3 separate regions of the Homo sapiens genome follow, and regions 1 and 3 are each linked to region 2. Evidence: read pairs that join two places in POLR2A ChIA-PET (ENCODE). Cell type or tissue: HepG2. All regions are shown on one strand. Links, peaks and the distances in the headings refer to the core of each region. The heading gives the core; the rest is flanking DNA. Region 1 has its middle 65 kb from the start of LINC02971. Region 2 overlaps LOC124904556 (a long non-coding RNA gene). Region 3 has its middle 14 kb from the start of LINC01354.

The links. Peaks named below come from ENCODE experiments on the same cell type or tissue, not always from the same donor. Only the 100,000 strongest peaks of a DNase experiment are listed, where the experiment ranks them.
Region 1: POLR2A ChIA-PET joins it to region 2 with 5 read pairs; 6 of 35 experiments call an interaction of 5 or more read pairs at or near these places.
Region 3: POLR2A ChIA-PET joins it to region 2 with 7 read pairs; 10 of 35 experiments call an interaction of 5 or more read pairs at or near these places.

Annotation. Positions count from the first base shown.
Region 1 is chr1:234,886,491-234,897,300 of GRCh38, reverse strand. No RefSeq gene overlaps it. Among named protein-coding and RNA genes, the nearest start is that of LINC02971, 65 kb to the left of the region's middle. In HepG2, for the core only: no CTCF peak of the experiment used is centred there; a DNase peak (open chromatin) is centred at 5,690.
Region 2 is chr1:234,710,805-234,721,614 of GRCh38, reverse strand. It overlaps LOC124904556 (a long non-coding RNA gene), which reads right to left. Exons shown (of 2, transcript XR_007066953.1): 2 at 4,036-8,910. Among named protein-coding and RNA genes, the nearest start is that of LINC01132, 7.8 kb to the left of the region's middle. RefSeq lists a silencer at 8,359-8,653. In HepG2, for the core only: no CTCF peak of the experiment used is centred there; DNase peaks (open chromatin) are centred at 2,364, 2,894, 4,434, 5,084 and 1 weaker place; H3K4me3 peaks cover 4,865 bases.
Region 3 is chr1:234,540,311-234,551,120 of GRCh38, reverse strand. No RefSeq gene overlaps it. Among named protein-coding and RNA genes, the nearest start is that of LINC01354, 14 kb to the right of the region's middle. RefSeq lists enhancers at 8,176-8,676, 8,677-9,177, 10,551-10,810. In HepG2, for the core only: a CTCF peak has its summit at 4,939; DNase peaks (open chromatin) are centred at 4,880, 6,390 and 6,760; H3K4me3 peaks cover 1,411 bases.

The DNA of each region.
Region 1 (10,810 bases), core at 2,570-7,569, 180 kb before region 2:
GGCTTCGCTTCCCACGGAAGGGCTGGCCAGATCCTCGGTGTTAGATGTGAATGTGATTTTCCAGGTACGCTGTGGGAATGTATTCTGTAAATGGATGCTGCCAACCGGCCAGTTCTTTGCCTGAAGTCCAGACAGCGTTATGAGTACCGTATGGAGACTAATTTTAGGGGAAAACCTGATACCGTGGTGTTGCCTTGCTCTGTCAAGCAGCCTTCCACAGCATGTGCTGATCTCTTTCATGTGGTTTGTTATCATTCTGATGCTGAATTATTGAATGGGCTACATCCAGGCAACTAACACAAATAGCATTCAACGTTGAATTCTGTGACTAGACATCATTCCTGAGGGCCTCCTGGGTGGTAGCCATTCCACAGGGGGCTGCGAGGTGGTTAGCATCTGGGGCGGCCTCTGTTCTGAAAACAGATCATTTCAATCACTGACCCAGAGTTCTGCAAATATCCGGATGTCACAGCTGAACTCAGGATCGGTGTGAGTTGTGTGGTGTGGAGCTCTCCAAGTTTTGTGTTTCTTTTCAGAGGTAGTGTGGTTATGGAGGGAGGCAGATCTGGGGTTGAGTCTGATTCTGCCACTCCCTGGCTGTGTGAGCTGGGGAAAGTTACTTGACATCTCTGAGCCTCATTCCCCTTATCCCTCAAGTGGGATAAAAACTCCTGCAGGGCTCTTAGGAAAATTACAAGAGATGCTAGAGTGGGGCCTCTGGCCCTTGGTAGGCAATCCATAAGCAATAAGTATTCTTGTTTTGGGGTTTGTCTATGGGCAAGGCATTGGGAAGACAACACATCTTATCCATGGAAAAAAAATGACTTCAGAAGAACTGTTTTAATGGAGGAAAGATGAAAAACGATTTCAGAACTAGAAAGCAGAGGTCCTTCCAGCAATGTTTGGGTTTCTTGTTTCAACATCCATCACAAGATGTACCTCCTGGTGAGTCCCACAGGGCACTCCTGGACAGCAGGTGAGAGACAATGTACCCCGCAACTGTGCCCTTGAGCCACTGTCCAGCCTGACAGCCAACTGTGGAGCTGTCTCAAGATGGTGGTGAGGTGGGCTGCACGTTGTAACCTAGGAAATGTTTGCCTGGAATCAGTTGACTGAAAACACCAAAAGCTTTGGCTAGCTGAGCAAAGAGTTAGAAGAATCAGTTCTTGACTTTTTCCTGTGATCTCATTGGTTCGGTCACTTGAACCCATTGTGACAGATGTAGCTGTCCAGATGAGAGGGCCGGGTGAGAACTTGCCTACAGCCCCTATGGGCAGCCCAGGAAGCAGAGCACTGCTGCTGCAGGGCATGGCTCAGACACTGGCCTGGCTGGGGACGGGCATGGGAGGCCCAGCAGTCCCGGATGTCCACGATTCCTGAGTGTGCACAGCAGATCAGGTACTCTGAATGCAGAGTTCATGATTAGGTGAAGTCACATGGGCTATTCCTTTTCTTTGTTTTTTCCTTTTAGAGACAGGATCTCATACTCTCTCCCAGGTTGAAGTGCAGTGGCACAATCATAGCTCACCGCAGCCTTGATCCTCCTGCCTCAGCCTCCAAGTAGCTAAGACTGCAGGCATGGGCCACTGTACTTGGCTAATTTTCTTACTATTTTTTTTGTAGAGATGAGGTCTCACTATATTGCCCAGGCTGTTCTCAAATTCCTGGGCTCAAGTGATCCTCCCATCTTAGCCTCCCAAACTGTTGGGATTACAGGCATGAGCCACCATGCCCAGCCCACATGGGCTATTGTTAAACATGAAGCAGAAGAGTATAATAAACATTTAAAATCTCCTAGATTCTTTTCAGCATGATGATAGTTTTTAAAAATTTTATCAAAACTTGTTTTGGGCATGCTTTTTATTATGGTGAAAAATACATAGTGTTAAATTGACCTCTTTCTGTCTGTCTGTCTGTCTGTCTGTCTGTCTTTCTTGAGACGGAGTCTCGCTCTGTCACCCAGGCTGGAGTGCAGTGGCGTGATCTCGGCTCATTGCAAGCTCTACCTCCCGGGTTCACGCCATTCTGCTGCTTCAGCCTCCCGAGTAGCTGGGACTACAGGCACCAGCCACCACGCCCGGCTAATTACTTGTATTTTTAGTGGAGAAGGGGCTTCACCATGTTAGCCAGGATGGTCTCGATCTCCTGACCTAGTGATCTGCCTATGCCTCGGCCTCCCAAAGTGCTGGGATTACAGGTGTGAGCCACTGTGCCCAGCCCATTTTCACCATTTTTAAGTGCATAGTTCTGGAACACTGAGTACATCCATGTTATTCTGCAACCATCACCACCATCCATCTCCAGAACGTTCTCATTTTCCCAAATGGAATGCTAACCCACTAAACGCCAACTTCCCTTCCCCACTTCCTGCAGCCCATGCTGACCACCATTTCTTCTATTGAAACTTTTGTTGAGACCAGAGGACCCTTCTAGCAGATAGGAGAAAGTGTTTCCATGACCTCCTCCTTCAACAATATATTTAAGAATACTTTTTAAAAATATGTTGGACTTTTGTTTCACCTCTCAGATGCAGACACTAAATAAAGCCATGAACACATGTGGACATATGTGGCCCCTCTGGAATAATTGTACATGCCTTTATATTGCCCTTGCTGAAAAGAGCAATATAATGTTTATAAAAGAACACTTACAAAGAAGAAAGACTTGGACCAAACCACCGTCTTCCTGAGTTGTTGACAGCTGTTATTCAGTGGAAACCTCAGTGGAAACAAAGAAATATTGCAGCATTGTTTGAACATGAACATTTGAAGTGGCTTCCTTCCAAAGCTTGGCTGATTTAGGTACCTGGGATCTGTGGCCAAAGCCTCCTGTACTGTCTTGATTTCTTTCCTATAGCTATTGTTGACGCAGCTGTGGAAAAGTCTGGTGTGTATCCTGAATCGGCAATTGCTTCCACTTGCTTAGAGTCAACTATTTCTAGGTTATGTCACTGAGTCTTCCCGAACTGTGGACTGTTCCATTTACAGGGCTTTTGCTGTATTGAGGAAAGGCAAGCTTTTCACCATGGAGGAGATTCGCCAGGTGTTCTCAGAATCTTAGGGGCAGTAGCAGCCAATGTATAGATTTCAATGGACAACCATTGAAATGTGAAGGTGGGAAGAGTCTAGAGCATTTAAGAGAAACAGACAGTGTTTTGTTTGTTTGTTTGTTTGTTTGTTTGTTTGTTTTTTGTTTTTTCCCCCCAGGAAGGGTGGTACTTCCACATCATCATTTTTCTTCTTTTAAAAATTTGTGGCAATGCAGCTTAGCCTATTTTGAGGCCTGAACGTCCTTCTGTAGGCCTGCCCGCCTAGTCCTGGTGCTGACTCACCATGGGCCCTGCTGAGTCATTTCACAGCTCATTTCTTCCCCCCACCAATAACACGGGGTCAATAACGCCTGCCCTGGTTGTGAGACTCAAATGAGAAAACCTATGTGAAAGTGATTTGAAAATCATCAAGCACTTTCCACGTGTACTGTGGGGGCCCTTGCCATATGCTCCTTAGGACAGGCATGTCTGAGTGGGCTTGGGGTGGAAGCCCCCAACCGGGTGCCCCAGTGGTTAGGGGTGTGTGTTGGGGTAGTGATCTGCTTAGCCCTCTGGCTGTGAGCTGTCTCCCCCATTTATCTCCTACAAATATTATTTCCAAGTGGGCCATGACAAACGACAAAAATAGTCAGGAAGCCTGACGGAGAAGGGCTGGCGGGCATTGGTAGGAACAGCTAGAGAGTCCTGGGCCAGGGATCCCACAATACACTCTTTCCAGTTGTCCAGCTCAAATGTCACTTCCTCCAGGAAGTCTTCCGTCAGTCCCCAGGGCACCTGGCCTCCACACTGCCCATCCTGCATTGGGCTTGCTCCTTTAACTGTCTCCTGTGTAGACTGTGGATTCCACGAGGACGAGGACAGTTGTCCACCTTAATCCCTGTTCCTGGCACACAGAAGGCCCTTAAATGAAAGGGTGGACACCCTCCTAAGCACCCTTGTGGGTATGCAGTCTTTATATAGATTTATAACTATGTCCTTTCTTAAGATTAGTTGAAGAATAAGTTTTGGCAGAAAACAAACAAATGAAAGTGGGATTATTTACAGTCTGTTTTCTCAAAATGTGGCCCAGGAACCAGCAGCAGGGGCATCCCCTGGAAGTTTGTTATAAATGTCCAATTTCAGGCCCATCTCATATGGACTAAGTCAGAATCCACTTTTGGCAAAAGACCAGGAGATATGTCTGCTCACTGCAGGCTGTGAGGCGCTGGTTTCAGGCATCTCCTGGGCCTTGCAGATGAGGGAAGGGAAGTCCTGCCCAAGCTTCTCCTAGATCTTGGAGCCGGAGAGCTCAAGGCTTCTCACCTGGAATTTCCCAGCTCTGGGGTGGGGTTGCGGCCAAAGGGATGACTTTCTTTAAGGGATCCAGGCAGAGGAACTGATGCACAGTTTAGGGGTGGGCCATGGGATGTCCCTTCACACTTGAGAGGGTTTAAGTCAGCAGCCCAGGGAGCAGGAGTCAGAGTAATGGAGTAAGCCATCTGCCGTGGGGAACTTAGAAAACTAGGGCTCCTTGCGCCCTGTAGGAACCCTGGCTGGCTAATACTTTAACCCCTTTTGCTCTTCCCTGACAGGGTTTTTTGTGTCCTCTATGTAGGGAGGGGTATGAAGAGGTCACTTTGACCTTGATTAGTTCTAACAAGTTCTAGATAAGAAGATTTCAGATCTTCCTTACCAACCCACCCTGGTATCATAGCCCTCCTGGTCTTCCTTATACCTAACTGAAATTTATTCTCAATACCTTGTGACAACACTTGCATTATTTTCCTGGATCAATATTTGACTTTGCACTGTTATTTGACTGTTTATGAGCTTAGTTCTGAACCAGACTACTGGGTTCAAGTCCTGGCCCAGTCAGACATTCATTCAGCAGATATTTATTGAACATCTGCAATGTGCTATGCACTCAGCTGGGCACTGAAGAAACAGCTATCAACCTTTCCCCTCATTCTAGTGGTAGACACTGGCAAGAAACAACAAATAAGTAAAAAAAAAAAAAAAAGCATTTTTTTTATCAGCTATATGACCGTGTGCTTGCATAACCTCTCAGGGGCCTGATTTTTTTGGATTTAAAATGCCAGGCAATAATAGTATTATTCTGAGAAGGTTGCTGTGAGCATTGAATGTATTAATACACACAGTGTAGGATGATACTTACAAAGAGCCATAGAAAACTGCCTAGCCAAAATAGCCATTCAGTAAGTGTTAAGCGCACTGTTAGCTGCTCTTGGTTGTCTCTCCAGCAGCATCCTGAAAACTTTTTGGGCAGGTGCGATTGATTTTTTTCTCTGGCACCCCAGATCAGCCACACGCTAGCCTGTGTGATCTCAGTCTTCCCATTTGATGAGTGGGAATTTAAGTCTGCCTCTTCAGGTGAGGACTGACAGAGCAGATTGACTTGGGTGTGCCTGCTGGGAGGTGCTCAGAACAGGAGTCCTGGGGTCTTGTCTTACCCAGTTCTTGGAGGCAGCCTCCTGGAAGGACTTATGTGTCTGCTGTTATTTCTGTAATTCCTGATTTATTGCTGTTGCCATGTTTGTTCTTTGAGAGTCCTTCAGCTTCATGATGGATAAATCCTTAGTCACAGTCAATTCCTCACACTGAGCAACCTTGGAGCTAAACTCTTTGAATCCATGTTTACTTATGTCATCAAATTGAACGAAGGAATTTATAGCTTTCTGTTTTGGGACAAGGACATTGAACCAACTGGTTCTGATGCAGAAATGAGATGGGTGAGTGACATACAATGCCATGTTTAAGTAAGCATGTCTACACGAGGGGCCTTAGGCTGTCGAGAGAATTTTGTCCTGCAGATATGGGACTGGGTGTGTGAGCTCCTGTCAGGACACACATGGGGACTCCTGTGGGAAGGTGTCAGGCCAGCCCAGCTCGGGGCTCATCTCAGACACACAGGGCCTTCAAACACAGGGACTGAGCTTTAGTTGAGGCTTGGGGGCTTGGGAGCCCAGGATGTGTAAGGGAAGGGGGCTACCAGGCACTGAGTTTGGGCAAGTCTGGGCTGGCCTGGGCTATGGGGTCCAGAGCTGGGAAGCACCATCCCTCTCCTGGGCAAAGGAGGGCCACGAGCAAGGGAAGGTCTGCAAGACTGAGAGGAGTCTTGGGGCACATCGTGGGTCTAGGGAAGGGTCAGGCAAGAGACTGGGCAAGATATAGGAGTGGGTCTGGAGGCACTGCCTGGCTCTATGGTGTGTGTGTGACTGGAGGAGGGCACGGAGGAAGCCCTCTATGCAGGACAGTGGCAGCGCTTACGGCCCCCAGGAAACCACAGGGACAGACCCAGCCTGGGCAGATGTCAGCAGGAGCTGTATGAGGATGTGGCTTCCTTGCCAGCCCTTGGATTCCCAGAACTACTGAGGTCCCTTGAAAGCAGGGCAGCCTGCAGCCCCATCCCCTGATGCTCAAATTGTGGCCACACTGAACAGTCACAGAGCCTAGGTCTGAATGCTTCTAGGAGCAGAGGAGTCATTACCTCCTCACGTAGCCTATTTGATCCATTCTTGATTTTTTTCCCACCAGATTTTTTTGAGGCATAACTCATGCAATTAAATGTGCAGATCTGAAATGTACAGTTCAATAACTTTTCACATTTGCATCCACCTGTGCAATCACTTCCCAGATCCAGGTAGAGAACATTTCCATCACCCCAGAAAGTCTCTCCATGCAGGCTGGGTGCGGTGGCTCACGCCTGTAATCCCAGCACATGACTGAGGTGGGTGGAACATGAGGTCAGGAGTTCGAGACCAGCCTGAGGCCGGTCTTTGGGAGACTGGGAGGGTGGATCATGAGTTCAGGAGTTCAAGACCAGACTGACCAACATGGTGAAACCCCGTCTCTACTAAAAATACAAAAATTGGCCAGGTGTGGTGGCACGCACCTGTAATCCCAGCTACTCAGGAGGCTGAGGCAGGAGAATTGCTTGAACCTGGGAGGCAGAGGTTGCAGTGAGCCGCGATTGCGCCACTGCACTCCAGCCTAGGTGACAGAGCAAGACTCTGTCTCAGAAAGAAAAAAAAAAGAAAGAAAGTCTCTCCATGCTTTCCCAGGAACAGCACCCTGCCCATCCTAAGCCTGTCACTGTTCTGACCTTGATCACCTTGCATTAGTTTTACCTCTTCTTGAGAGCTGCAGGAATGGAATCATACAGCAGCCCTGCATTTGTGCTCAGCCAATTCTGTCTATTCCAATGGAATAGCTCTGATCATATTGAGCCTCCTCTGGCCGGTGTGCCTTTGCTCACACCCATCTCCATTCCTTTCATGGGGAGCCTCCTGCATGGGCCACCTCTCCTCTGCCCTCTTCTCACCACATCCCTCCAATCCTTGCTTGTCCTGCCCAATGGTGTGAATACACCAGCAGCCCTTCTGCTGTGCCGCAGCCCGAGGCATTTCACTGTTCAGGATGCTGACGGGAGCAATGACTCTCCTGATGAGTGTGTGCGCCTGTTGTCCTCAGAGGAAGTGCCACAGAGCCAAAAGAGTCGACTCTTCTCACCCCCCACAAGGGGAGGGCGTGGTCTGGAGTTTGGAATAGGCAGGTGACAGATTCACTGGCTGGCAGCTCTGTGACCTTGGAGGAGTCATTTGACTTTCCTGAGCCTCAGCTTTCTCCTTCCCAAAATGCAGGGGTCATTTGGATGAGATGCTCTTCAATGTCCCTTTTGATCCACAGCCTGATTCTGAGTCTTCCCTGTGCAGGTTCATCGATACATCCACCGTGTGTATGTAATTCTCAAGCAAAAAGTTTCAGCTGTAGGTGTGTGGATATATATATATATTAAATTCCGCCTTGAAGTTTAACATTCCTGCACTCCTAATTTATTTTATACCCTGGGTTAGAAAAAAGACATTTAAACAGCGGGAATTCTAGACTGGTGGAGGGATGACCTCCTTGGATTGATTTTTTTTTTTTTTCCAGCTGACCTCAGGTGCTTGCCCCTACCCACAGGCAAAGGGCTATCTGGTGGTCTTCTCTATAGAAGGTCTCAGAAATGGATGAAAGGACAGTTTTGTTTGGAGAGTATTTTGATGTCTTGGTTCAGTAGTTTCAGAGAATACGAAGACTCAGAGAAATCTATATTTTTGGATTCAGTTCAAAATGGGGCTCTGGGGTCATGTGGTGGGAAGCAGGTGGTATAAGGGCCATGTTACCATCAGCTGCCAACTGTGGGCCAGCCCCTGGTTGCCATGGGTCAGGGATGCCCATCTGTAAGATGGGTGAATAATCCCTGCTTCACCTTGCCACATTGTCATGAGCATCAGATGAAATAAGGCCCAAGGAAAAGGCATTGTTCCAATTCATCTTCGGCAGAGTTGGGTAAACTTGGGTGTGCTTAAGGGCCCGCTAGGTAGTGACTTATTCTGGTTTGTGTTGCCTGGTTTGGTCAGAGCCTAGGACTTTTAGAGAGTTCTTGTAGTTCCTCTTCTTAGGTATCTTCCCTCCCCTCCTTCAGTTCTTTTCTCCCCAGCATATCCCCTTCTTCTCACCCCTGTGCCACCCAGGGGTGCTTTTTGACTAGTATGCTGTATTAGTCTGTTCTCAGACTGCTAATAAAGACATACCTGAGATTGGGTAATTTATAAAGATGTTTATGGACTCAAAGGTCCACATGGCTGGGGAGGCCTCACAATCATGGTGGAAGGCAAAGGAGGAGAAAGGCACATCTTACATGGCGGCAGGTAAGAGGGAGCTTGTGCAGGGAAATTCCCCTTTATAAAACCATCAGATCTCATGAGACTTATTCACTATCCGGAGAACAGCACGGGAAAGCGCTGCCCTCGTGATTCAGTTACCTCCCACTGGGTCCCTCCCACAACACTTGGGAATTATGGGAGCTACAATTCAAGATTTGGGTGGGGACACAGCCAAACCATATCATATGCCTTCCTCCTTCTTTGCCATCTTAAACCCACTGATCCTTTCTAGGAAATCCTCCCAAGACTCTGACCTGGAGCTGACCCTCTGCAGCACCACCTCTTGGGCTTCCCAGGAGGCCATAAGTGTGCCAGGGGCGTCATAACCTGTGCACGTAAGCTTTTATTACTACCAGCTAACTTGGGGTATTTAGAACCATGGTAGTCTATGGCTAGATGTGACTTAGATTTCTGGTTTGTTTTAGAGCCAAGGTCTTCCCCTGTTGCCCAGGCTAAAGTGCAGTAGTGCAATCATGGCTCACTGCAGCCTTGAACTCCTGGGCTCAAGTGTTCCTCCCAGCTTAGCCTCCTGAGTAGCTGGGACTATAGCTGCATGCTGCCATACCTGGGTAATTTTTATTTTTTGTATAGGCGAGGTCTTGCAATGCTGCCCAGGCTGGTCCTGAATTCTGGCTTCAAATGATCTGCCCGCCTCGGCTTCCCAAAGTACTGGGATTACAGGCATGAGCCACCATGCCCACCCCAATTTTGATTTCTTAATTGAGAAATGAACAAACTGAAGGCAAGAGGCTGAGCCACCTGGGCAAGAGCCCCTGGACAGTTTGTCTCTAATTTCCCTTTGCTCTTCCGGTTTGCTGCCTCTGATTACTCTGCACTTAGTTTAACTGGGTGTACCTTGTCCCACTCATAAGCCTTTGATGACCTGGACTAAGCCTCACATGGGAACTCAATACTTATTTTTGATCAGATTAAATGCTCAATGCGTATTTGTTTCATTACATGGAAGACATGAAGAACAGATACATCATGCAAGATGTTCTTGCATGTAAGTTATTTGTTACGGAGCCCAGCCTTTGGCCACAGGACATGGAAACACCGCTCTCCCACTTTTTTGGTAGTGCCTTCTGCCATTCTTTGTAACCGAGAAGGTCAAGGCCAAAAGAGTGGTGGAGGCTAAGGGGTTAATCTCCATCCTCAGTCATCTCTCTTTGTTTCCTGTGCACCAGACACCCTTGAAACATTACCTGCAAGTTACTGGAGCTTTAAATCGAAATGTCAACCCTCTCTTCATTTCCACTTACCACGCTTGCCCCCGTGGGACGGATTGTACCGCTCTTAAAGTGGGTGATATCCTTTCTCATAACTCTTCTGTGGATGACTTAATCCCTGGAACATCTGCCATGTGGACTGAGGGCTCCTGGGAAATGAGCTTGGATCTTACTCTTTCGTTATGTCATTTGGTTCCCTGCTTCTGAACCTCAGCCTCAAAACCCAACCAAAATAAAAGGGAAAATATTTTTCTGAGTTCAGCATGACCTCAAGGTTCTTGGTGAGTGGGTAGAACTGGATGCCCACGGATGCTGACAGCTAAATGCATTTCTGCAGAGGGGCGAGGGCTATGGGTAGATGTCGCCTTTATGGCAAGACTGAATGCAAAGGGACCTGTTCCTATTTCCAGTGTGGAATCGTGTATGTGTTTCTCAGTCGGGTCTGTGTAAGGTGGTCAGCTGAGTGCAACCGCTTTCTACGTTTGCTAAGAAGACAGTGTTTGGGGCACGCTGGGTCCCAGCGTGACTGGGCAAGTATATTGCACAAAACCACCTGACTAATTCCTAACAGCAGCCAACTGCGTCTTTATGGATCCTGATTTAGACAAGGTGCTGTTCATTTGCTTAAAAAAGATATGAGTCCCAGACCAGGAGGAAACTGTCAAGGTTTGTTTCGCAACCTCCTTTAAAAGATCTGGAGTTGTCCTTCAATGGATAGAGAGGTAATTTATAAGCCTTCCCTTTAATCTAGTTTCCAAAAATAGTGGGGCTATCTCAGTCAAGACTGCCTCATTGCCAAGGTCCACTTGAATTTCAGAACATGG
Region 2 (10,810 bases), core at 2,030-7,029:
GGGATCTGCACTTTTATGAATTGTTAATGGTTAACTAAACAAAGACCCCCAGCATACCCAACCTGCTATCTCTGGGGTCAGGATGGGAAGGGAAGTTGGAAGAATGTGGTTTCTACATCCACAATCTGTTGGTTAGTGACCCAGGGCCCTTTTCAAAGAATTTGCTCAATAATCTCAAACATATTGGAGGATCTTATTCATGTTTTTAAAAAAGAAAAAACTACCTCCTTCCTGCTTCTCCCTTCATTCATGGAGAATGTGGTTTCCTTTTATTTTGTTGCCAGACACACTGACAGTTATGGATTTAACCCCCAGCTTTCCTCTGGGAGAGGGCAGCTTTCTTCCAGACACACCTAGATTTGGGGGATCCAAATATCTTCATGCAATAGACAAACCACACATTTCATACTCCCCTCCCAGAATCGTGGGTTGACAGAGTGATTACAGAGAGAAGGGAGCATGAGGTTGCCACGTCCCTCCTCCCTCACACCCATGTGCTCCTCCCGAGATGCGGTCCACCCCATCTCATCCGATTCTGGTTTAGATTATCACAGGGATGGGAGTTCCCTCGAAAAGGCCATTTGCAGCCTATTTAGATGTCACTTAAGAAACTTCTTCCTAGGATTCCAACGGCATGTCCCTTTGTTCCGTGTCGTCACGTTGTCCCCGCTGGCGTGGCGGTTCCTCCCTTCCTGGCTCTTCCCTGCCCTCCTTGTGCAGTAAGCACGTGGGCATCACTTCAAAGCAAAAGGAGCCCTTGTCCATCACTGTTGAGGTGAGGAGGACCATCACCAAAGCCCCAGGACAGGGTAACTGTGGAAGGCAGGGGCTCAGCATTAGCAAGGCTGACCTTAGGGACAGCCTGATGGCAGGTAGCTGCCTCTGGGCGAGCATGAGCTGCCTTAAGAGGATACTGTTGTGTGGGCTCTCCCTCACTCCTTCCTATGACCCCCCATGCCCTCAACATTCTTCCCTGGGTGCGCTCTCTGGGCTCACCTGGACAATCCATGGGAGCACCTCATTTCCCTGACCAAGACCTAAGCTTTCGTCCAGCTAGAACTGCTCTGCCCCTTCCCTGCACGGCCCTCAGCTCTGCGCACCCTGTAATGTCCCTTTTTTTCAGCTTAATTATCATCTCTCCCTCGCCCCAATCTCCTCAAATAATTCTGCTTGGTAAATCTCTTCTAGCTTCTTGCTTTGGAATATTGGCTCCCAGAGGTTCCAACTGTGGCCTTTCCAGGGCAGGTCTTACGTGGTCATTTCTTCCGTGGCTGTCCACATAATTTCCTCCATCCAACTGGCGTTTGCAACATCTTCCCATTTAGTTTCATTTGAATTTGATTTACCAGTTTCTTACCCTTTCTTCTGGATTATTAGTAAACATGAAAAAGGAAAGGCTCCCCTCTCACCAGGGCTGTCCCTTGTGTCCAGCTGAGCCCTCAGGAAGAAGCCCCATTCCCCATGACCTGCACACCAGCCCTCGATGTGAAACGACTCCAAGGAAACTGCAGTCAGAGTGGGCTTCCCTCACCAGGCTGAGATTTCATATCCTTGAGATCAATTTAGTGCCTGGACACCTGGTTGCTATGGGGATGGTTGTCATGAAAAACACACCAATCTGTAGAGAGATATAAAATGGATCCCGGTGGTACACACTCGGGCATTAGCTTTGAGAAATGGCTTGCTGCTTATCACTTTCTTTTGTGGACACAGTGCCTCTGCTTTTCAAATTCAACCTGGGTGACCTTCTTAGAACCAGGCCAACACAAATCCATTTTCAGTTATTTCCTAAGGGACAATCAAGGGCTTCCCCAAATGCCAGATGCCCCCTGTCTTCCTGTCCCGAGCTGAGTCAGCTGAGAAGAAGAGGACATTCTTTTCTGGCACGGTTTGTTCTTTACTGACTGCCATTGATCCATTAGCAAAACAGCAGGCAGAACAAAAATACTGACCCTGACAACGCTTCAGATCAGGTGGCTCCGATGAGTGACAGATGTTAGCAGGAGACCTTGGATGCACTGCCCAGTTTGCAGGGGCAGAAGCTGAAAGGGACACCAGAGACCAATTCAGGACACAGCATAAACCTGCATCAGGACTGGGTGATTCAGCAAGGTGTTAGCTCAGGGCTGGGTAATTCAGCAAGAGACACTGAAAAGATGTATAGGGGTGTTCATTAACCTTACCTCCTCTCCCTCCACATTCTCAAAACTTGCATTTGGTTACTACTTGCTGAAGGTCTGTTTCTCCCTTGGTCTGGCTTATTTGCAGAAACCAGTAAAACATTTCATGCATCTCTCTTGGGCATAGACCTAGACTCCACGGCTCTGGAAGGGTAAAGGGGCAGACACTGGTTCATTTTGCAATTCACAAAGAATAGCTGGAGGCCTTCTGACATTTGCTCGGGGTAAGGGTTGAAAGAGTGGTTTGGTGTTCCGATTTTAAGCTGTGCCATTGGCTAAGTGTAACTTGGAGTAGGCAAATGGGGAAAATTAACTACAGCAATAGTCACGTTAGGAATGCAGGCAAGGTCTACCTCTGAAATGGTTCCTAGCGCTAGTGGGACTCCCTATCTGAAAACCTGCGTTAAATACATTCTTTCTTTTTGGGGGAATATGTCTGAATTCTTAAAAATGGGTCAGAACTTAGTCACTGACTTGGTGTTTCATCTTCAGCAATTCCTTTGACTACTCAATGCCTCAATGTCCTTCTTTATTACCGAGAGAAGTGATTTTGCTTCTGTTTCATACCAAAAAGAGTTTTAAACATCTTTCGCTTTGGTCAGTCCTATCACATTGCTGCTGATAGTGGAGGTAAAGACCAGACTCAGATGAATGTAAGAATGTGAGAACAATGAATGCATTTATCATGCACAATGTTAGTATAAGGTGCTGTACAATGTTAGAATGTGTTCTTAGTACTCCCTGTAGACTGAGTGGTTATGAAGTCCCGCCGTGGTGTTCCAAATTCTTCAGCTAGTTCCACTAACTACACTGGGCTACTGTTATTTTGACCTCTCATTTGCATATCTTCAATTTCTCTAAATACTCCTTTAACCCTTCCTTATCAATAGTTTATTGACTGCATCCTCCCAATCATTCTTACCTCTTATCTTTATTTTTCTCATTTAAGCTAATTTTTTAAAAGCAGTTTAAAAGCTCAGCTAATTTAGTCATTTCCCTTGCAACACCCTACTCCTTCATTAATGGACCTAGTTTCTCTTTTTCCACACTTTTCCCCCGGCACACACACACACACACACACACACACACACACACACAAAAGCAAACATGTTTATAAAAACACACCTTCTTCCCCTTAGTTACTTTGGCTGGCATTAAATCATTCCGCCTTTTTTTTTTTTCTCTCCTGCCCCCATATTTTTCCTAAACACGTTAACTTGGCCTTGGTGTTCTTTCTCATTCTCCTCCCCCTGTGTCTCCATTTCTTGAACAACTTCAGGAGAGTGTTGCTCTTTTGATTTTTTTCCCCACCCTAGCCCAGCTGAAAGCTCAGGGAACACTTCTTGCTTGCTATTTTTTATCCTGTTTTCATGGGACCTGGAGTCTCAGCCCTGCAATTATAGCCTCTTTCATGTTATCTTTCTCCCAAGGCAGCAGCTCACATCCTGGCAAGTGACACAATGGCAGTGTGGGTCTTGACTTAGCTTTCATACCTTTTGTTTCAGAATGCAGGATTTCCTTATGGTTTGTTTGGGCTTTTAAAAAAGCTTATTTACTGATCCTGAGAGGTGCCAGATTTACAACCCGGAAGAATAAAGGCCAAGTTTCTATGTGCCTGGAAATACTCCATCATGTCCAGGCCACTGTGATGTTTTGGGCCAACCTAGAGGCTGATTTGATGGCTGTGGGTTCTACCCTGTTGTCGCCAAAGAGGGGCTGCAAAAACAGTCCAGACCACAGCTCACTGTGCCTCGTGTTGCAAAGAGAGGACAGGGTGAGGAATTCAGACCAGGATAATGTCTGAAAATGGGGAGAACGCTGATTACATTTTAAAACTACAGTCTTGTTTATACTCTGGTAGTCAACACTAATCATTTATTTGTTTAAATTAAGCTCCCTCGCCTTAATTAAAATTTGCAATGTGATTTTTAAAAATTTATCCAACTGTGTTTAAACCTCACATTCCTAGATTTTGTACCAAGGCCCTATCTTTATACAATAATTTCAATACAATACAGCATTTTCCCAAACAAATACTTAAATGGAGACATGAGGTCTTTTTAGGAGAGAGGATATGTGACCTTCATGGTGGAATCACAGACGGGGCCTTAAGCATGAGGACGTTGTAGGTTTACTCAGTAATCTCCAACCAACGGTGTCTGTTTTTTTTCCTTGAGGCCAAGGGTAACGTCGTTGCCTGAGAAGCACTGGAGGAGAGGCAGGAACACAGATTTGTCGAGAGCACTTACATGTGTGCACACACCGTAACAAAGGGCAGGCTTGTTGTACGGCCACATCACGGAGCCAGGGGACGTGCCTCGGGAAGATGAAATGTCAGTACTGTCTCCATAGCACAGAGCCCAGCTCTATACCAGAGCAGTTACGGAGCTCGGGTCTGGGTGATTTCAGAGGCCCTGATCCGAGTAACTTTCCTAATAAGTCTGACGCTGTGTTCCAGATTTGTACTTTATGTTTACTCCTTGCATCAAGACAGTGTCTCTGGAAGTTTCTTTTTAAAACTTTTTCTTCCCCTCAGAACGCTACATCCTCTGCCTGAAGTGACGGTCTCAGCCAGCCCATGAGCCTTGACAGCGCATTGTTGGAGTTTGGAATCAACTGCCGCCTTTTCATGGATAACTTCCTGAATCTGCAGTTAAAATTTCATTTTTTTCTGGGTGCCCCGAGTAAAACACCCTCTGTTAAAGATTTATCACTTCCGCTGTATTTCAGCTGCCTGTGGGCATCCCTCAATGGTGAGCTCCGTGACAGCAAGGACTGTGTCTTTGTCCTCCAGATCACGATTCATGCTAAACACTGCTCTGTCCAGAATTTATTGTTTTGTATTTTGACGTCTCTGTCCAGATGTCTCTCTGGGATCACAGACGGAGAGCTCTTTGAGCACATGGACTTTGTCTTGTTTATCTTTATAGCCCCAGTGCTGAACAGACTGTCACACCGAAGGTGCTCACGGGCCTGCCGGACGATTGAAGTTGTACAACCTGCAGACAGAGGAGCTAAGTGTCCACACGGCCCTCCCTGCTCTTTCCATTCTATGTAGCTATCTTGCTGGCACCATTTACTCCTTTCTTTCTTTCTTTTTTTTTCTTTTCTTGAGACAGAGTCTCTAGCTGTCGCCAGGCTGGAGTGCAATAATGGCATGATCTCGGCTCACTGCAACCTCTGCCTCCCGGGTTCAAGTGATTCTCCTGCCTCAGCCTCCCGAGTAGCTGGGATTACAGGCATGCGCTACCACGCCCAGCTAGTTTTTCTATTTTTAGTAGAAACAGGGTTTCACTATGTTCACCCGGATGGTCTCGATCTGTTGACCTCGTGACCCGCCTGCCTCAGCCTTCCAAAGTGCTGGGATTACAGACGTGAGCCATGGTGCCCAGCCACTCCTTTCTTACTCCTTTTTAGTCCAGTGAAATCTAGCTAGCTTCTCCCTTACCCGTAATTGTTTCATTGTAACTTATTCTTGCTGAGATTACTAGAGCTATATTTAGACCTCCTAAATAGTATCATCCACTGCCTACAGTCCTTTGGACTGTATTCAGTTCGTGTGACCCCTCCCTCGCATGGAAACTCTCTCTTGCCTTAGTTTTTATGGCATGACAGCCTTATGCTTGCCTTCCTGTCGCAGAGCTCGTGTATCCAGCAATTATCGGTGCTCCCAAGGTTCCTTGTTCTTCCCCCTTCAGAGGTCTGTGCTCCTCAACAACTCTGACCCAGCCGTGGTTCCAACAACCATGCCAATGTGAAGGACCCTAGATTTCCATCTCCAGCAAGGACCTCTTTCCAGAGTGTTGGATGGGTATTCCCATTAACCTACTAGACAGCTGCATGTGGATCTCTCAGAGCCCCTTTAAACTCAGATCATCTTCCCACCAAAATCTGTCCTCCCCTCAACTCAGGACAAAGACCTCACTGTAGGAGAACAAAGGAAGTGGAAATCTAACAGGTGGCAGTTCACCTACAAAACCTTAGTGTCATGCAAGAGGGCTGTCCTGTGCGGTCATTCTCAGTATTGAGCCAATGTAATGAAGAAGCGTGTAGTGTGTGGTGGGCATTTTCCATTATGTTTTGGTGGCCCCACATGGCTGGACTTCCCAGGAGCTTCCCAGAGCTCCTGCTTTGGTTAATGGTGAGCATTTAGGCCAGACGGCCTTGCAAATATCTTTCCTACATGGGACACACTGTTGCAGCCTTGCTCTAAGGCATAGCCTGCCTTTTTTTTTTTTTTTGGTATGATAAAAGAAATATAGAATATTAATATATTCTCCCTGGCTTTCAAAGATTCCCAGTGCATTTTTCTAATACAGCAGCTATTTACATTATATTTTCTTCTTGATTCATCATTTTTGAATGAGGCCTTGTGGGTTTGAGGGCTGGTGAGAAATAGTGCCGGGGAGAGGGTGAGGAAGATTGCTTTAGATGAGAGGCACGACTGTAAATCTTGAAGTAAAATTATCTTTGTGAACTAAACGGTACCTGAATTTTATTCAAATGAAAAGCTGGGCAATTGAGTGTGATTTAAAATGATCACTGTTCTATACTTCAAATGCACTGAAACAGGTTTATTTTGCAATAACCTGGAGAACATATGCAAATTGAAGTTATATTGTTTAATCTGAAGAAGTGAAGGCTGACTGAATAATCGGACTGCAAGGATATGAAGTATTATGTTGAGGATATATACCACGATTTACCATTAAATAGTACACAAAATTAAAATGGACTTAAAATGCTCAGGAAATATGTATTGTTAGATAATAGAAAAGTTAAAATTTCTAAAAATAGCTAATGCTTCATGGATTTTTAAAGTTTTGTTTTGTTTTGTTTTTTTGTTTTTGAGATAGGGAGAAGATACTAGGGGAAAAAAGCAGATGGAAAACTTCCTTGTGGTTTTTCTGTAGTAGCTTAGAGTCTGTTCTAAGGAGCAGAGATTTCAGAGTATGGTCTTGGAAACCTTTGTGTTCTTTGTTTCTTGTAGACGCCACACGCCTCTGTCCCCTGGCCACAGAGGCTGATTTTGCTGTATCTGACATGGGTTTCTTGACCTGCTGGGAAGGCCCAATGTCTAATTTCCTGGTCTGCACCCTGCAGAAACCAGTGGAAATTAAGCAGCGATCGATTATCCTACCCCATCACACCTTTCCTAGATCAGATGATGCTGGCTGAGGCTTTGAAGTATTGACAACACACTCTTTTTTCTTTTTACACCTTTTCTTCAGAGGACCTGACTCATTCCCTGTAAAGGGAGGAATCACTGCAGAGACACCCCCTGTAGCCACACTGCACCCTTGCAGGGGCTGGGGGACGAGAAGCAGGATGTTGGTAGTGGTGTTGTTACCTCTCATGACACGAATCAGGCCCTTCCACCATACACTTCATTGAGGGGATTCTGAAATGGGGTCCTAAGGTTGCTCTGCTCTGAGATGGAGCGTGGAGCACCGCCTCGCACTGTTGCTCTGGGGTTTGTCTTTTGCCTGGGTCTAGCTTAGCAAGGGCAATGGCAAGAAGGGGTTTGGGAGTCAGGAGACTATTAATTCCAAGGGCCAAGGATTGGCACATCTTGGAATATTCCAGAAGTGTCCGCTCAGATGGCAAATATGGGGACAACGTTACCGGCCCTCCTTCCAGCAAGGAGGCTAATATAGACCCACTCACTGCTACCAACCACCAACTCTTGACCCTTGGAATGAAACAGTCTGTTAACTCCCAAACCCCTTCTTGCCATTGCCCTTGCTAAGCTAGACCCAGGCAAACGACAGGCCCCAGAGCGACGCTGCAAGGCAGTGCTTCGCGCCACTTTCATCAGGGAGGTGCCTGTGAGATTCTGCCTCGTCCCCATGACCTAGTTCATGCCCTCGATATGCCGGTGAGATGTGCAGGAGCTTCCTGAAGGGCCGCATCATCCAGCCTTTATTTTTGTACCTCTGTATGAGTTTTTCTCAACTCCTGCTGTCCAGTAGCCTCACTTAGGGAACCTGTAAATAATACCTATGCTTGGGCCCCACCCAAGACCCATTAAACTGGATTATCTGGGGAGGAAACCTGGCAGTGGTGCTTTTTAAAAAGCTCCCCAGATGACTTTAGTGTGCAGCCTGGATTGAGAATTGCTGGATCAATTGCTGGGGGAAGAGAGAGTTCTGTGCCAGCATATGAGTGGGTTTTCATAACACTAAGGAGCCTTACTGTGTGTAGGTGATACCTACACTTCAACCAGGAGTTCTGACAGATCAAGGACTATTGCCCTACCAGCTGGGGAGTGACACGAGAGAGGCATGGGCAAGGAACCAGTACAGGGAGCCCACTTACCTGGGAGAGCTGTACAAAGTTCACTGCAAAGGGTGAAACCTGAATTGTTTGCATTATGCGTGGGTCTTTGGCAGATAGAGATGGGGAGACAGGACATTTCCGCAGAAAGGACAATGTGCAGGCGTGATGCAGCATGATTTTTCAGGGGGACCAGAAGGTAAGTGTCAAAAAAGCAGACTCTGGGGCGTCCTTGTCCCTTTCCAGGAGCTGAGACCTGAGCTAGACACCACTGGGATGTGTCTGGAAGGAATGAACTGGTGGACACGGAAGCATTGTCTTCTCAAGGGTGCAGGGTGTGCCTGGAGATGAGGCTGGAGACAGCAGGAGCCCTGCCATGGATGGAATTCTGCACCACGTTAATTGGACTTTACCCAGTAAGCTAGAAGTTCTCACCTGGTTCAAGGATGAGGACCTATATTTAATAAGAAAAAACAAAATTATTTCAGACCGTCTTGTAGTAGTAGTAGTAGTTGTCATGGTACTTTAAGAACCATTGAATCAGAAAATGCATATAGACTAACAAATGACTCAAAATTTAATGATTTTTTAGTGGATTTTTTTTTTTGTTTTTTGAGACGGAGTCTCACTCAGCTGCCCAGGCTGGAGTGCACTGGTGTGATCTTGGCTCACTGTAACCTCCGTCCCTCCGGGTTCAAGCAATTCTCCTGCCTCAGCCTCCCAAGTAGCTGGGAGTACAGGCACGTGCCACCACACCCAGCTGATTTTTGTATTTTTAGTAGAGACGGGGTTTCACCATGTTGGCCTGGCTGGTCTCGATCTCTTGACCTCGTGATCCACCTGCCTCAGCCTCCCAAAGTGCTGGGATTACAGGCATGAGCCACCACGCCCAGTCTAGTGGATTTTAATTTTGATCACAACAGCAAGGTATAGGTACTGTATCTGTTTACAACATCAAAGGTTAAGAAATGTTTACCTTTTCTTATCTTTCTAACATAAATCATGACTGTTTTGAGCTCCTGATAGTAGATTAGAGTCTTTCTTAGGCCAGGTGTGGTGGCTCACATCTATAATCCCAGCACTTTGGGATCAGGCCTAGGCAGGAGGACCGCTTAAGGCCGAGAGTTTGTGACCAGCCTGGGCAACATAGTGCGATACCACCTCTAAAGAAATAAAAAATTAGCCAGGTGTGGTAGTTCATGTCTATAGTCCTAGCTACTTGGGAGGCTGAGATGGGAGAAGCCCTGTAGCCCAGGAGTTTGAGGCTGCAGTGAGCTATGATTGCACCACTGCACTCCAGCCTGGGAGACAGAGTGAGACTTCATCTCAAAAAAAAAAAAAAAGGAATATTCAGTAACATTTATTGGTGGTGCTGTTCACTGTGCTTGACACTTTATTGCCTTAGCATTTCACTCTCACCACCACCTTATGAAGTAGGTACTGCCATTTCCTCAGTATTACAGAGAGGAGGAGAGAGATTAGGTAAATACGTGGGAAAATCAGTAGAATTTGATGAACAACGAGATTGGGGGAAGAAGGAGGAGGAGGATGGTCCAGGATGACTCACAGATTCCAATTTAATAACTGAGTGGAGGGAGATGCCATTAACTGAACTGGAGTCCAAGGAAAGATTCTTCAGCCTTATCAGGAAGTTTATTGTCTTTAACCTTCCAGAGCCACTCTTTCCATTTCTATTTCTCTCATACATTTCTTACAAAAACATATAAATTACTCATTAGCAGTTAACCAAATTCTTAACTATTGATTAAACCAGACCCAGCCAAAGGGATAAAACTTTGACATTGACTGCTAAAAATGGATTATCTCGACTTCATTCTTTCCCTAGTCTTTCACCATGACCCTGATTCACTAGAGTCAGTCTTTAAATCAGCCTTGGAAATTGAAAGAGAAAAATCTATGAAGCTGGGCCTGTGCTTTGTGTGTGCCCAGTGTATTGGCTGTGCTATGGCCTGGCTTCGGGGACGCACTCCAAAGACTGGCTCTGTGTGGACTGGATTTCAAGCTATGCGACGGCATCTCACCCTTTGTCAAACACAGCTCTCTCACTCACTCTACAGCTGAGCTGAGGCTGCTAGGTGACTATGAACCAAATGCAATGTGCCAAGTTGCTTTTAAAAAACAAACCTTCCATCATTCATCTGAAAGGTATTTCTATGATTCCATTAGTCAATCACTTAGCAGATATGTATTCAATGTCTTTTCTGTGCAAGACATTGTGCTATATAAGTGAGCGAAATTAATAAATAAAATAGAAGGAGGTATAGTAAACAATTTTTAATCCAATGAATGAAAAATGGTGTCTAACAAATGAACATACATATAGGAACACTCAT
Region 3 (10,810 bases), core at 3,475-8,474, 170 kb after region 2:
ATGCTAGCCTTGTCCTTTGCTGGCTAAGACATAAAGAGCTCTTTGTTGGAAGTGGAAGGAGAATCCTGACATGACTGCTGCTTGGGCAGTACCTCAACCTGGCTCTGAGGGCTAAGGGGGCAGCTGGGCAAGGTGCAGGTTGGCCCAGGCCTGAGGGCCTCTCTCAGGATACAGGAACCTTCAGAGCTAAAACCAAGGATGGTTCCAGACAGTGCTGGAGGGCTGGTCACCCCTACAGTGTTTCTGATCTGTGAGGCACAGAACAGTCCCGGATGAGACCTGGAGGGGCAGACCAAGTGGAAGACAAAGAAGTCTGTTCGGAAAGGCCTCTTCCTGCCCAGGCAACGGCTGGAAAGAACAGGAAAAGGCAGGGGGAAAGCCTGAAGTCCCAAGGAGAAATACAATGTTTCCGTCCTTGGGCATGGACAGGGGTCTGGAGCTCAGTGCTTCATCCGTTTAGGAATTCCATTACCTAGTCTCCAGGGCTCTCTGGCGGCTTGAGCCCCCAGATGCTCTGGTGGAGGCTGTGCGCCGCTCCTCCGCCCTCCTCCTGCCTGGCTGTCGGCCGCCGCTGCCTGTGCAGGAGGCTCATCGTTATGCCAGGGCTGTAGGTCTGCTCAAAGCTTCCCAGTCACCAGAAACATGTTCTTCTGGGGCTGCCTTTCCCACTTGGCTGGCGGTGCCTGACTTGCATATGAAACCGGCCCTTGGGGGCAGTAGGCTGGCGTGTCAGCCTCTCAATGCTAGACCAACAGACCCAGCCAGATTCTCAAGGCAGCCTCAGCCTGCCCTTTCTTCCCAAGAACACATGGGGTCTTTTTAGAAGAGCCATCGTGAGAGATGCTAAAATTTCAACTTTGTAAGAACCAACAATGACCAGAATAATAATGGGGCACATCTCCCTGATGCTACATGCTTTCACTTGTCTTAGAAGGGAGCTTTTTTTTTTTTTTTTGAGACAGTTTTACTCTGTCGCCCCAGGCTGGAGTACAGTGGCGCAATCTCGGCTCACTGCAACCTCCACCTCCTGGGTTCAAGCAATTCTCCTGCTTCAGCCTCCCGCGTAGCTGGGATTACAGGTGCACACCACCATGCCCAGCTAATTTTTGTATTTTTAGTAGAGACGGGGCTTCACCATGTTGGCCAGGCTGGTCTCAAACTCCTGACCTCCGGTGATCGGCCCTCCTAGACCTCCCAAAGTGCTGGGATTACAGGTGTGAGGCATCGCGCCCGGCGGAAGGGAGCCAATTTTTGTGACATCTGTGGTTTCCCATTGCGCCTTGAGCTGCAGAAGCCAGGCAGGCCCCAGGGCTGCTGGTCCACTGGTGGTGTTGGAGATGCTGCTAGAGGGGCTCAGCCCCTGCAGTGTTAAAGGCACAGGCTGAAGCTCATCTTGTCAATCATCAAGATGCTGATTGAATATCCCCAGGGGATTCTGAGACTGGGCCTTGTAACTTTAGGTGCTGTTGAAGGTCTGATCACGCCTGCACACAGCCTGCCATTTCCCAGGGATTTAAGGGTCTACTCAGGACTGCCCCTTCCACATTGTCCTCCTTGGTCTCCCCGCTGAGCTAGGGCTTCTTCTCCAGGGTCTCCTGCCACTCTGTGCATAAATCCATCACTGCTCTTACTCCTGGAAGAGCAGGTGACCCTTGAACAACATGGGGGTTGGGGCGCCAACCCCTTAACAGCGGAAAATCCACATATAACTTTTGCCTCTCTCAGAACTTAACTACTGATAGTCTATGTTGACCAGAAGCCTTGCTGATAACATAATCAGTTGATTAACATACATTTTGTATGTTCTAGGTATTAGACACTATTCTCACGAGAAAGTGAGTTAGAGAAAAGAAAATCATAAAGAAGAGAAAATATATTTGCTCATCATGACATGGAAGCGGATCATCTTAAAGGTCTTCATTCTTGATGTCTTCATGTCAAGTAGGCTGAGGAGGAGGAGGAAGAGGAGGGATTGGTCTTGCCATCTCAGGGGTGGCAGAGGCAAAAGAAAATCCATGCATAAGTGGACCGTGCAGTTCAAACTTGTGTTGTTCAAGGATCAACTGTGTAGGCTTTCTCCTTCTCTAGACGGGACTTCAAGATAGAATGGACCCTCTGTCATCATTTTTGCATCTCCAACAGCCACAACAGTGCTTTATATATAACAAATGACCAATAAATGCCTATCAAATGCATTGAATAATGGAGAATGCCTTTCCGTCCTTTGAATCACAGCTTAAGGGATTACCTCTTCCAGGAAGTCTTTTGGGTTAATGGAGGGCACCTTCACCTTTCAGTATAATCCTAACCCTCTCTTGTTTTTGAAAAGAGTTAATGGGGCATAATGAATAGTCATATCTAATATTTACTAAGCACTTACGACCTGCCAGGCTGTGTTATAAGCACTTTACTTGCATTCCTTTACTTGATTCTGATAATAATCTGCTGAATTAAGTTATATTACTATCATTCCCACTTTGCAGATGATGAAACTGAGAAGCTGAGGCACAGAGAGGTTAAAAAACTTAAGGCTGGGCGTGGTGGCTCACACACCTGTAATCCCAGCACTTTGGGAGGCTGAGGTGGGAGGATCACCTGAGGTCAGGAGTTCGAGGCCAGCCTGGCCAACACGGCAAAATCCCGTCTCTACTAAAAATACAAAAATTAGCCGGGTGTGGTGGCAGGTGCCTGTAATCCCACTGCTCTGGAGGCTGAGGCAGGAGAATCGCTTAAACCCGGGAGGTAGAGGTTGTGGTGAGCCAAGATAGCATCACTGTACTCCAGCCTGGATGACAGAGTGAGACTCCATCTCAAAAGAAAAAAAGAAACTAACTTAAGTTGACATATGGCCAAAGTGGAGAAAGGATGAAACCCACCCAGTTTGACTTTAGGCCTGCTTACGCATGCTGTCCTGCTGTCTCTGAGTTTTATTTTGGCTGCATATTGAATAAATGACTAAAAATCTAGAGCGGTGGTGACAGAACTTTCTAGTATGCAGAAATGTTCTATATCTGAAATGTCCAATCAGTAGCCACTAGCCTTATGTGTTCATTGAGCACCTGAAATGTGGCTAGTGTTTCTGAGAAAGTAAATGTTCAAATTTTAATTAATGCAAATTTAAATAGCCCCATGAGTTTAGTGGCTACTATATGGGACAATGCCACTCTAGGACAGAAAGGACCTATTTTTAAATTTTTAATTATTATGGGTACATAATAGTTGTCTATATTTACGGGGTACATACAATGTTTTCATATAGGCATACGATGTGTAATAATCACATCAGGGTAATTGGGGTATCCGTCACCTATCATTTCTTCGTGCTAGGAACATTTCAATTCCACTTTAAAATATACAATAAATTATTGTTAACTACAGTCACCCTACTGTGCTACCAAATGCTAGATCTTATTTATAAGGAAGGACATATTTTAATTTTCTTCTCTAAACATCTTACCATGTAACCCATGGTCATCAAAAGGACTCTTTCTGAATGGCTGCATATTAGTATCTCTCTGAATTGGGGAAACATCCAGTGATCAGCCTGGAGTGAATTAGTGAAACAAACTCAATCTTAGTCCTTGAAGTCTCCTTTCTACTCAAGCGGCTTTCTGAGTACATGAAAAATGTACAATTCTAGTTTGTTCACTCACAGAGGCCTGGAGAAGATTAGGTGCTCAGCGGAAGACTGGCAAACTAGAGCTGGGATAAGGGACAGGAAGGAGCTTCCCTTATCAGTGCTAGACCTGGTCTTAGGCATTCTCTTATTCCATCCCCAAAACAATTGAGGGACCTACCTTCAATTGTAAAATAGGATTCCCATCTCACAGCTGAGGAAAACTCAGAAAGGTTAAGAAACTCCCTCAGAGAGAGGCACTCAGAAAGAGAGCTGTGGTTTCAGCTGGGTTTGTCTGATTCCAGCGGCCATGGATTGTGGTTGGAGGATGAGGGGTCACTGTTCAATGGTAAAGGGAGGTACTCGAGGCTGACCATCTGTTCAAAGAGTGAGTGTGTGTTATTATCGCTCCCACAGTGATGCAAGGCACGTAGTTAGAGTTAGTGCCTGAGCCAGAGACCTGTTTCCTTCCTTCCTTCCTTCTTTCCATTTTCCCTCCCTTTCCTTGGCCCTCCCTTCCTCCCTCCTTCCTTCCCTCCCTCTTTCTTTCTATCTCTCTCTCTCTCTCTTTCCCTCTCTCTCTCTCATACACATAACACACATAATAATAAATCCAGATTTCAAAGATTCAGTATGAAAGGGTATAAAATATCTCATCAATAATCTCTGAATTAATTTTGTTGAAATGATCATATTTTGGATATACCAGGGTTAAATAACATGACAGAGAAATTATATTAAAGTTTATTTAACCTGTTTCTTTACTTTTTGGATGTGACTACTAGGATATTGTAAATTCCATAGTGGGTCAGGTGAGGTGGTTCACGCCTGTAATCCCAGTGCTTTGGGAGGCCGAGGTGGAAAGATCGCTTGAGGCCAGGATTTTGAGACCAGCCATCTCTACAAAAAATTTAAAAATTAGCTGGGTGTGATGTCTCACACCTGTAGTCCCAGCTACATGGGAGGCTGAGGTGGGAGGATCGCTAAAGCCCAGGAGTTCAAGGCTTCAGTGAGCTATGATTGCCTCACTGCACTCCAGCCTAGGTGACAAAGTGAAACCCTGTCTCTATAGAAATAATAATAAATAAATAAATTGCATCGTGGCTCGCGTCATATTTCTATCGGACAGACTGGTCTACAGGATTGCGTGTATGAGTCTGCATGAAACACCAATGACTTGTCAAAACTCTCCTCAGCCTGAGCAAATGATTTCATCCCACTAATACCCACACTGAAACAAAGTGAAACTGGCTAGGTACGCACAGACTTTGGCCTCTGCCTGGTCCGTGGCCCCTCTTGGGTATGATGCTGAGGACACCAGCTGGAATTGCTCACATTTTTTCCCTCTGCACACAGAGCACATGAAGCTCTGTCCTTTCTTTGCCTTGAATGGCACTAGCATTTCTTTCTTGAGCAAGGTGCTTCGTCATTCCTCTGAGGAAGGCAGGTGATGAAACCGTGACACAGAAAAATGGCCTGCTCCCTCCAAGGCCATTCCCAAAGGCCGTGGCCGAGCAGAGCCAAGCATGCCATCTACCATGAAGCTGACCACCCTCAACTGCCTGGACGTTCTTTTCTGGCTAACGATCTTACAGCAGTGGACAGATTCAACACACAGGCTTCCAGGGGAAAGGATGGTGGTGTCCGATAGTCTCTGACCCCTCCCATGATCATAGTATTCAACCCTCCCTGGGCTCAGTGACTTATTTCCTCCTCTTGGAGGTGGGAAGTGCTATAGTATTCCTCTTTGATGATTTAAAAGTGGTATATGCCTTTTACTCTTTCCTCTTTATATCCAGCCCTCTCCTTTCTCTGTGCTGCTTTTACACCAGTTTCCATAGTAACAACCTCTATTGTATCCCTGACTGAGAAGGGAAATCATGCAGATGTTCGAAGGGATACAACACCTTCCAGCAGCTATTTTGATGCACCGGCTCCTTATCTCCCTCACTAATTTTCTCGTCCTTCTCTTCTCCTTACTGCTGCCCCTTCCTCCAAATACTTACAAACCCATCCCAAGCTCCCTGTCTCCCCAGTGTGAGCCTGGGGGAGTGGGCAGGGAGAAGGAGAGTGCTGGCAGAGGAGGGAGAGGTCTCATTACGAATCTTAATCTTTCAGGTGGCTTCAGACAGAATGACAGGCACCAGTCCCGGACAGGACACGCACAACACAAAAGCTATGGGAGGTAGAATCAAAAGTACCAGAGCCCAAGAGCCGTGGAAGATGGCTCTCCGATTGCCTTCAGACAAGCACCCTTACCTGAATGCTTGCAGAATAAACAGACTGCCTGAACTATCTGTGCCACCAACCCCACCCCGCTCGCTCCTGCCCCAGCCTCATGAATAGCTCCTGCACCATATCTGTGAGTTTGAAGGTCTGTCTTCCTTCTACGCATTTCCCTTGGAGAGATCAGCCACCTTTTCTGATGGGCAGGGCAGAGGTGGAAATACAGCGCACGCACACACACACACACACACACACACACACACACACACACACACACACCAGGGCTTTGAAGACCTGCAACAACAGAGTTGCCCACCTTTCCTCCAGCAGCCAGGCTCAGCCGGCCACCTGGGAAGGCAGGAGGAATGGGGGTTCATCAGTCATCTCCCGAAATTGTTTGATGAGTTCTTTGCACCATTCCTCCTTGGAACTGGACATGATTCTTTTGATTACACAAGCCTGACAGCCGATCATAATAACCATGTAACTGAAGAGAACCTATTCCTGTCCAGCGGCATTATTTGTTCACCTAAAGCAAAGCCTGAGCTATATTTAGCATATGATGTCAGCGGGTTGTTTGGATTCTTGGAAATTGGCAGGAAGCCACCTCTCACATGATATATGAAATCACTGATAAATGCTTCTTTTCACCAAAAGAAAAACAGCTTAATAAATGTGGCCCTTTTCTGCTTTCATCTTCCCTCCCTTCCCTTGGCCCTCCCTCCCTCCCTCCCTCTCCTGCACCCTCCTTCCTTCCAGCCAGCCCCTCTCCCTCCACCGCCTCCCACCCCTGCCACATCTGGGATTTGTCTTTCTGTGGCACAGCTCAGCAGAGCCTGTGAAGTGGAAATGAGTTGCTCAGTATCACAGATCAAAATGAGGCTGTTGGGATGCTCAGGATGTTTTTTTCCTCTCCTCAAGCCTGGAAGGCTGCCAAAGTGCTCGTGAATCAGACGCACATGCACAAAAAGGCAAATCTATACAGCAGTGGCTTTATGGGGCCCGGTATTGACGGCATAGCACTAGCTCTGGGTTGCTGTTTTGCAGGCAAGGATGGGAAATAGATAGTGATTCAGGACTGCCATTAAGTGTGGAAACAGCCCCTGTACAGATTGTATGTAATAAACCCAGCACAGAGAGAAGCTGTAAGCAGCTCTGGATTTGCTGCCCTGGATCAGCCACGAGGCCCATCAAGTTCAAGCTCCCGATAGGTGTGGTGGTTAATACCTGGTGCTCTATCTTCCCCATCCTGCACTGAGTCCATTATACTAAAGCTGTCAGAGGGGTTGGAAGGGGTTGTGTGTGTGGAATTAAATTAATTCTTGCCCTCCTGTGGAGATCAGTTTATATGGCCTGAAGCACAAGATTTAATTACCCTTATCTTAGCTCGTGTAAAAACCAATGTCATTATTGATCATGGATTCACCAGGTCCCTTTCACAATCAGCTGTAACATTTAACTCAGTGACCCCCTGCAGGCCACGGGAAATGGGGGAGCAGCAGCTCCCAGTGGTGGTTTATTGACATTTATTTGTCCTCAGCTTCATCCAGTGGCCTCCTGTCTGCCACTGGAAGATACTGTGAAGACAAGAGAGGGGCTTGTTTCAGCCCTTTAGTATCTTGGATACCTTCATGATAGTCCCTTCTAACACAGGCTCTGTCAAGGCCAAGCAATCCTGGCATGGGTGATATCAGCCGGCCTATGAGGGACCTGCAGAGTTTCAAAAACAGCACCGTGACACTGACTGCAACTGGCCTTTCTCCCACACGCACACATGCGCAGAGCTAGCTCGTCTTCATCCTGGATGGGAGAGAAAAACAAAAAGGAAGGAGGAGGGAGGGAGAGCAAACCATGTCTGTATTCTTGATGTAACTGCCTCAATTTTTTACTGGGGTGAGGAATGGATGCAGCAATGAATAGACAGGTGAACAGACAAACAGGTGAATGGACGGATGCTTACATTAATTAATCAACAGTGAGAAATCCCACAAAATGAACACCGGTTGTAGGAAAAAGCTGTTCTTCCAACCAGTCTTCTAATTAGCATTCATCTGGGGCTCTATATAGAAACTGCAGACGAGTGGAGGGCTGTATTTTAATTGGAATTATTTTTTTTTTCTTGCTTAAAATGAGGGGTATTGGACCCGGATGCCCTGTTAGATCCCTTTCAGCCTCTGAAATTCTAAGGTTCTGTAATTCTGTGATTCTGCAACTTTATGAATCACTCAGGGTAAATTAACTTTTTTCTGGAAAGCAACTGTCCTCCTCTTCCCCTAGGTGCAGCGAGCGAGCTCTGCTCTGAGATAGGGTCCTATCCTCAGACATGGATGCTTCTGGAATCCTTCCTGCATGGGGGATTGGGACTTCTCTGGGACCTGAAGAGCCAATAAATACCCCTCTTCTGGAAGGACATTTGTCCTCACCAAGAACACAGCTCATCTGGGCTCTCTGGAGGGCCAGGATAGTGTTTATAATGATGATGACAATTTCTGTTTTATGCAAAGACCAATTCTTTTAGCCTAAGCTGCTCAAGAAGTTTGCCATCATTTCTATCAGCCCCAGATCTCACATAGAATAGCACCGTCGCAGCTGGCAGAGCACCACGTGACAGGGACAAATAACTCACTTGCCCAGCTCTGGGCCAGGGCTGGCCCACAGTTTCGCTGGCACTGGGCTGCAATCACAGTCTGTCTCATCACATTACCTTGGAGGAGGTGCAGGAAGCCCAGGCGAGGTCGGGAGAGAGATGGAGAAAGTTGAAAGATTTAGTATTCTCACAGTTGCCTGGGAGAACACAGCACAGCATGCAGAGCCACAGTGGCACAGCGTGCAGGGCCACAGTGGCACAGCGTGCAGGACCACAGGGCCACCCTCGGGGTGGGTCAGGAGCCAGAGGGAGAGTGGGACAGTGGCAGGAGCTGTTAGGGTGGTTTCCATGGGAAGGAAAAGCAAGGCAGGGTGTGCGGGCTCGGGACCGGCTAGCTGTGTTTGCAAGTGGCACCCCTGCGAAATTCACCTTTACTGTGACTGTCAGAGTGTAGAGTTTAAAGTTATCTGAGGACTCCAGATGTCTACGGGTATATTAGCCAGGGTTCTCCAGAGAAACAGAATCAATAGAAGCATGCGGAGCGGAGGGATGGGTGAAGAGAGGGAGAGAGAGAGACATTTTAAGGAATTGGCTCACATTATTATGGAGGCTGAAAAGTCCAAAATCTCCAGCAGGCTGGAGACCCAGGGAGATGATGTTGCAGTTCAAGTTAGAAGACCGTCCACTGGCAGAATTCTCTTCCTAGGGTCAGGCTTGGCTCTACTGGAGCCTTCAGTTGATTGGATGAGGCCCACCTGCAACATGGAGGGCCACCTGCTTTGCTCAAAGCCTGCTGATTTAAATGTTAATCTCTTTCAAAAACACTCCCACAGAAACATTCTGAATAATGTTGGACCACACATCCAGGCAGCACAGCCCAGCCAACTTGACACATAAAGTTAACCATTGCAACGGGTGAGTCACAATTGGCTTAGGTTGGCAAATAGGGCCTTAGGTGGATGTCAATGCATCACTTTACAGAAATTAAAAGCATGGTTAATACCGAGTCATTGATTCCTTACAGGGGTAGCTCTTGTGGGGCAGGATCTGTGACAGGGCCTCACTTCCCAATACCTTCACCCAGGTGACTTCACGCTTCCCTTGGGAAGGCACCTTGTAGCTTGCAAAATGCACTCACTCCACTCTCTGATTATCTGATTCTCCCAACACCCGGCAAGGTCAGCCTTATTATCCTCATCTCAGAGACATGAGAACATGAATGGGGAGGTGAGGTGACTTGGACAACTTGCGAGTGAAGGAAGTCAGACTGGATTCCATCTTCAGATTCCAAATGCCAGGAGCTGGCATGCAGTGAGAGATTGCCTGTGTCAGGCACACTTTCTGTGCTTCCTTTGTACTAACTTGATTTTTCAGAACAACTCAATGAAGGAGCCATTACTGTTTAACAGGCAGGGAAACTGAGGCACTCTCAGTGTATCACACAAGGTGGGCTGGCATCTGGGGCCAGCTTGGAGTCCAGAATCTTCATCATCTCGCTCCTGCCTCCCACACAGCCCGGGCAATGCCCTGTCCCCCCATCCCCAACCCCAGCACACTGCCGCTTACCCACACCTCTTAGCCTATCTTCGGAGACTGCTAGCAATCACCCTTTGAGCAAGTGTAACTGAGGGATAGCATAAAGATTTGGAAATGGAAAACAGAGAAATCCTCAAAGTGGAACAAGCTCTCAGAATGAGGCTGGGGCTGCCTAAAGCAAGCACCACCTCCTCAAACACCCTGTCTAGGAGCGGTCCCAGTTGACCCAGCTTATCAGGAAGGGCTCCAGATGTGGCTTCCCTGTGAAGCATCTCTGGTCTCAAAGCAGGGTCCCTTTTTGCTGTCCTCGCATTACACACTGGGCCCTGCTATTGCCTTCGTCATGATCTGCCCAACATGGGAAGCACATTCATTCAAGAAACATTTGCTGAGTGCCAGGCACTGTGCTGGGGGCCAAGAACTTAGAGACAGGGAGGAAGGTAGCCCTGGCCTCAAGGCAGTCTCAGGCTAACTGAAAAGACAGGCCTGCCAACCAGGCAGTACCAACCCGATGGCTGTACCAACCTGATGACTGGCAGCTGGCCCTGCCTCCCCATTAAGGCCTCCAGAAAGCACCCTGGACCCACAGAGTGAGGCACCATCAGCTCTGCCTAAGGGATGCTGGCAGTTCCGTGGGGAGAGAGAAGGCGGCCTAGAGCTGAAAGACAGTCCACAGATGCAAGAAGGGGCAAGGGCAGCTGGCAGAGGGAACAGCACGTGCAAAGACACGGAGGCATGAGAGCATTTAGTTTTGCTCAGCTGGAGCACACGGCATATGGAGCCAGGGCCAGAAGGACACCAAAGGCGGTCAGGTTAGGTGGTAAACAGCCTGAGGGCCCACCAAA